Regions from separate parts of the Homo sapiens genome. Here region 1 is linked to region 2. A link is a loop called in an ENCODE intact Hi-C map of the cell type or tissue named here. Cell type or tissue: PC-3. All regions are shown on one strand. Links, peaks and the distances in the headings refer to the core of each region. The heading gives the core; the rest is flanking DNA.

Evidence for each region. A loop is a pair of places that touch in the nucleus more often than their neighbours do. Peaks named below come from ENCODE experiments on the same cell type or tissue, not always from the same donor. Only the 100,000 strongest peaks of a DNase experiment are listed, where the experiment ranks them.
Region 1: a loop joins it to region 2, with 5 times the contacts of the local background. A loop is called at or near these places in 4 of 110 quality-filtered maps.

Annotation. Positions count from the first base shown.
Region 1 is chr6:112,230,047-112,232,970 of GRCh38, reverse strand. All of the region lies in intron 2 of LAMA4 (laminin subunit alpha 4), which reads left to right. Among named protein-coding and RNA genes, the nearest start is that of LAMA4-AS1, 5.1 kb to the left of the region's middle. In PC-3, for the core only: no CTCF peak of the experiment used is centred there; a DNase peak (open chromatin) is centred at 1,160; H3K27ac peaks cover 1,325 bases.
Region 2 is chr6:112,178,789-112,181,712 of GRCh38, reverse strand. All of the region lies in intron 9 of LAMA4 (laminin subunit alpha 4), which reads left to right. Among named protein-coding and RNA genes, the nearest start is that of LAMA4-AS1, 56 kb to the left of the region's middle. In PC-3, for the core only: a CTCF peak has its summit at 1,421 (motif pointing left); a DNase peak (open chromatin) is centred at 1,412; H3K4me3 peaks cover 279 bases; H3K27ac peaks cover 1,141 bases.

The sequences.
Region 1 (2,924 bases), core at 109-2,608, 51 kb before region 2:
GGGCTGTTGCTGAATGGTATTTTGTTTCCTTGGATCAGGGAAGGGGTCTGGAAACATCTGTAATGAAAGTATTGTTTTAAAATCAGCACAATTTTTTTCTTCAAATGACAGATAACAGAATTGCTTTAAATCAAATACTCTCAGCCTTCCCCATTCATTTCCTTTCATAAATGTGTATTATTTTGTTGTCATTAAAATGGCAGTGTGAATACTAGATTTGTTGCACCCCAGACATTGCCATTCCCTTTGCAGTCATTTTCTTTTCACTTTAGTTTGTGTTCTTTACCTTCACTTTTAGAAACGTGCTGTAACAGAATAGCTATCTCGATCACAACAGTTATCTGGGGGCAAAATTTCAAAGCTACAAAATGATGGTATATTGTAAAGCAATTCTGAAACTATCCTCCAAAATTTTTACTCAAAAGAAATGTACACATTATGCTATTTATAAATGAAAAGTTAAAGAAAATACATATTTACATTAAATAGTATTTCACAAAAATCTAAAAATGAAATCTTAGGGAAGGGAAATTAGGGGAAGAAATAATACAAAATACCCTTAAATAACATGAAAAGGATGGAAATTCTGTAGCAATTTTGAATACCATTCATGCTTTAAAAGGAATAGAAGTAGCTTATGAATGGTTTGTGATACTGTAGTTAAAATTATATTCCTGTATATTTACCACTTGTTGCAAAATCTGTTTTTTAAATAAGCTCCCCAAATTAAGGAGCTGAGTGTTCAGGATGGTAATTCATCTGCCTTGCTTTCTGTAAGCAGTTGGTGCTTGGTGTATTTGTTTATTAATGAACTATTTGGAAATGGCCTTGTTACCAGTGTCCCTGAGCCGACTGCCACTCTGAAATACTTGGATTTTAGCCTAAAGATCCATTCTTCTGAGGCTTTTTAGGTGTTTGACACATAGCAGAGTTGTAAAATATTTGCTAAATGGGTTCTACTGCTCACATTTTACAAATAAGAGCACTTGGAGTCGAATTTCATTATCATTTGTCTCATAAAATTTGACTCATAAAACACATGACAGAGTGGGAGTTCAACACACAATCCTAAGTTTGGAACGGGTTACAAACACTCTGTGGGGTATAGCCTTCCTTAGTGTTGAAGGATGAAGGTGTTGGTTTCATGGCTCAGTCAGAATTGCAGTGATGGTATTTTATTAGTACAATTTATGGGCCACAGTTTTCCTGTTAGGTGGGGCCAGACATATGTCAAGCTGCCACATATTCTGCCTGAGCAGACATCTGCCTCTGATTCATGAGGGAAACACCTGCACACATGCTGGTGTATATTACACAAAGAGGCATCCTTTTCCAGGGCCCATTGTCAGATCCCTCAAATGGAACAAAGGAGGTGTCAGGGATACAGCTGGATGTCATACGACTGGCTTCTATTGAGGTTGACTTTGCTAATGAGGGATCTGCATTATTTGCTTCGTGGTCTATTTCTATCTACACTATATAAAAACTGTTAAAAACTAAAACATCAGTTATAAATTATTGTATTTAAATTGAGAATAATTGCCATATGTCAAACCAAGTAATAAGAGAGGCCTAATGGGCTGTCTCTGAGGACTATCTGATAGTCTGGGTGTCCATATGGACTCAGCCACACACACTCATGGAGCAAACCTGAGTTTGCTTAAGAGAGGTCACTCCACCTTACCCCATCCATCACCTGCATTCTCCCCTCCAAGATGACTGGGGAGTGGTATTAAGACCTTTTGATGACAATGGCACTTTCCTGAGAAAAAAGGGAGACATACTAATGGGATATCTTCTATGAGACTCTTGATAAATTTGATAAACTTGAACAGAGATGACTTTTATCCCGGGTATTCCAGGGAAAGGCAGAGATGGACAGCATAAGTTTGTTTGCAGGCCCAAAAGAGGTGTGAGCTTCAGCAATAACGCCACAGTTTTCCAGCATCATTTTCTTCTTCATCATCATCCTCATCAAGAAGCGTGGTTGAGTGACTAGAGCACTAATGGTGCATCACCTTGCTCTATGTAAACAGCTTTCAACAAGTTGCTTCTTCGCTAGGCCTCAGTTTTCCCAAATTTAAAATTAAGAATTAGATACAGTCCTTCCCAGCTCTGGCATTCTGTGTTTCTGTAATGCCAAGACACATCCAATACATATTGATTAAGCATCTGCTCTATGAAGGCACTGAGGATTCAGCAACAAATCAGGTGAATCCAGTTTCTGTGCTCAGGGAGTTAAGTCTTCCAAGGAAGAAAGACAAGGAACTACTAACTTAAACATTGCTAAGCTGTGTGCCCTAAAGAAAAAAAGAATGGCAGCTCACTCAGGAGAACCAGTTAAAACAAATAACCCTGGTACAGACAAGTCCAAAAAGAAGAGAAGAAACTAATAGTTACAGAACAATTTCTATGCCTTTATATTGAACATTAAATGCATTAAATATTAGTTGATCCTCACAACCATTCTAGAAGGTAATAAGGTGAGCAGCCCCATTTTTTCAGAAAGGGAAACCAAAGCCTAGAGTTAAATAATCTGGGCAAGGTCACCCAGGTAGAGCTGGAACTGAAATACTGATGATCTCAGACTTTCTGCTGCCTCAGGCTGTCTCCAAAGGACTTAACTATAGGAAATTACATCCACTGCAAGGAACAGATTGCAGTGTGTCATGTCATGCCCATGGCAGATCAATCAGTTAGGTCTAGAGGCTGTGCTATCTTAAATGTAAGCACATTTGGAGGAGAAATTCATTCATTCACTCAACAAGCATTTACTGCACAGCTGCCAGGTGCATGGTGAACAAATGGGGACTGAACACAGACATACATGGACATTTCTTAAAATGGCAAAAAGTAGATTTATCATATCCTAGCCATTTTGTATGTAAATGCTAAAGAAGTAATACCTAAATGTGCATGTTCCT
Region 2 (2,924 bases), core at 206-2,705:
ATGATACAGCATTTAATAAGAGAAACATGGTACAGGCTAAACGGTAACTCTAAGGAAGAAATAGTGAAATATTTTGGCATGGGTACACTAGGAAAGGCTTCTCAGAGAAGGTGAGTATTGGCCTGTATATTGAGAATGAGTAGGAGTTTATCAGATACTCCCAAGCAAGGGGTAAGTACTATGAGAACAGATAGATGTGAAGCAGCGTGCTAAGTTCTTGGGACTGGAACTGTGGCCTTGTGGAAGATTCATTGTAAGGCAGAGAGAGGAGGAGATAATGCTGAAGAAGCTGTCAGAGGCCCAATTGTGAAGAACCTTCCCAAACACGCTCGTGAACATGGGGACTTCAGCCTGTGGACTCTGGAAGTCATTCAGGTATTTACCCAGAACAATGAGCTGATTAGATTTGCACTTTAGAAACGTCCCTCTGCAGTGTGGATGATAGACTAGCCAGTGAAGACTGACAATAGGGGCACTGCTTAGGAGACCGCCACAGTGGTCTAGAGAAGAGAGCAGTGGGTTGCTGTCTTGCCTTCATTTGAAAAGAATTTGCACAGAACAAGGATGAACTGAGACTGTGGTCATGGAAAAGAGGAAGAGAGGCCAGAGTGGCAGGTGGAATGAAACAGACTTGGTGACCAGTTGGAGGTGAGAAATGGCAAAGAGAGAAGCTCCATCCTGAGACGTGGATGACTAAGACTACGAACACGAATGGATTACTCTGGACATTTTAAAAGTGAAATATCTGTGATGGCACAGAGGGCAGATAGAGATGTGAATCTGCAATTCAGAGGGTAATCAGGGCTGGAAAGGAATTTAGGGTCATTAATGTTTAGGAGGTAGGCAGAAGTAGATATTACTGTACAAATTCTGAAGTAGCACACCAATATTCCTACTATTGGTTTGTCCAGGACTGTTGCTGTTTATGCTTGTGTCCCAGAATAATTACTAAAAGTTCTCCCTTTCATGTGCAAAAATGCCCCAGGTTGAACCATAAAATATATGATCACCCTAGATATTGGTTATCATCCTCACGTCATCTACCTTTTATGTACTATATTACCAAGACATCCTTGCCACTTTTATGTCAAATATGTACAAGAAGAATTTTCTGTTGAGATGAGCAAATGACTAATACATTTGTAATGTAAACCACCAACTAGTTTACAGTTACAAGGTAATTTTTTAATTTCAGCTTTTCTTAAACCGAGGCGCACCTGTTTTCCCACGTGCCTATATCATTATTTTCCTTCCACAGGCAAAGTTACAGGAAAAATAAACATTCATATAAGCCATCACTATAGGTTCAATTCAGTCATCTTACAATGTAAAGGAATAGATGTTCCTCTTTGCCACTGATCCAGTCATATATACAGTATATCAATAGCTATATATCTCTATCTACCTGTATCTTAGCGCCCTCTGGCGTTTGTCAAAAAGAAGAGGTTTTCTTATAGGCATGACATTTTTCAGCTGTCTCTCATCACTTCAACTGAAGTTTCCATATCAAAAAATAATAAGTTTAATGACATAGGAATAACAATAGAGCTTTACTCTGAAGTATCAAGCCAAAGTAAAAACTAGGGGTGTTGTGCTTTGCAAATATAACTTAAACTGGATCAAAGATCAACTCATTAAAAATTCTAAAATTTTAAATGCTTGTGTCCGTATTTTTTAAAAGCAGGGAGGAGTAATATTAAGATTTATTATAGTTTCTGCATATTTAATTTTAAAATGACCACAAATACTGTTTTTCTGGAAAGCACTGGAACAAGCCAAGAAGAAGACTGGAATTGCAGGAAGGAGTATAATGACTCAGAAGACAGTGTCCATTCAGAGAGCCCACAGTTTATGAAGGGACTGATGACCACATTGCCGCTGCACAGTGGGCTCTGTGACTACAGGAGCCTTGCTCTGTAGGGAGGGGATTACCCTTCTCCAATAAAAAGCCTCTGGGCATGTGTTTGTTATAATACCATTTCTGCATTCTCTTCCTTGACCATCTGAGAGGGCCACTTGCTTGGGTTATTCCTGGAGAGTGTAAAAACGTTCCCGGTAAAATCATGGCATAATCCTCTGGGTAGAATACTGGATGAAAGGAGAGAAGTTTAAAACAACCACTTCCCTATCCTCAGGAAACTCTGTATAATGGGTCTACCAGCGCTCTGTGTGGCAGATCACCCCACAGCTCCTTCACGTATTGTAGCAGTTTTTAAAGAGCTGAGCCAAAAAAGCAACAGACAAGGCAAGTGGGCATTCGACCAAATGCCAGACTAAAGAACTTCTCTTCCTCTTAAATATAACCCATAGATCAGTCCTTCAAATCCCAAAAGTAAGTACATGTCGCCCATGCTGTGCATACAGGGTGGTGTCCTAGCCTTGAATCATTTCTGTGCTCTTAGATCACATTCTGTCCTTCACCACGCACACAAAAACACACACATACACACAGACGCCCACACAAACCCTTTCTTCAGAGGCCACATTTGAGTTGGGCATTATTTTTGACAAATACTGTGTGAGATCTCTGAAACAGAATCTCCCAAGTTGAGAGAATGGAATCAGCTTCTCGGAGAAGAGCTCCATTCACGCTGAGCCAAATCTGCTTGAGCAGTTATTTGTACACAAGTGCCATCAATGTTGATGGGAATTTGGAATGAAGCACTGAAAACAGCATGTTAGGCCAGTGAGAATAATCCTTGAAATCTCTGTGGTAATTCAATTTCAGCAGTGGTTGGACCACCCAGGAGCCACTGGAAGCATGGTGCATTTCAAGGTCTGCCTATTTTTTCAACAATTTTCTCTTTGAAACTTTAAGCTCTTCAGTCAGCACAATGTCAAAATGATAAGCAGACATGGGCAATTTTCTAGTCCAGCAACTTGAGATACAGTAAAAATTTGAAGAATAAATTACATATGAAAGG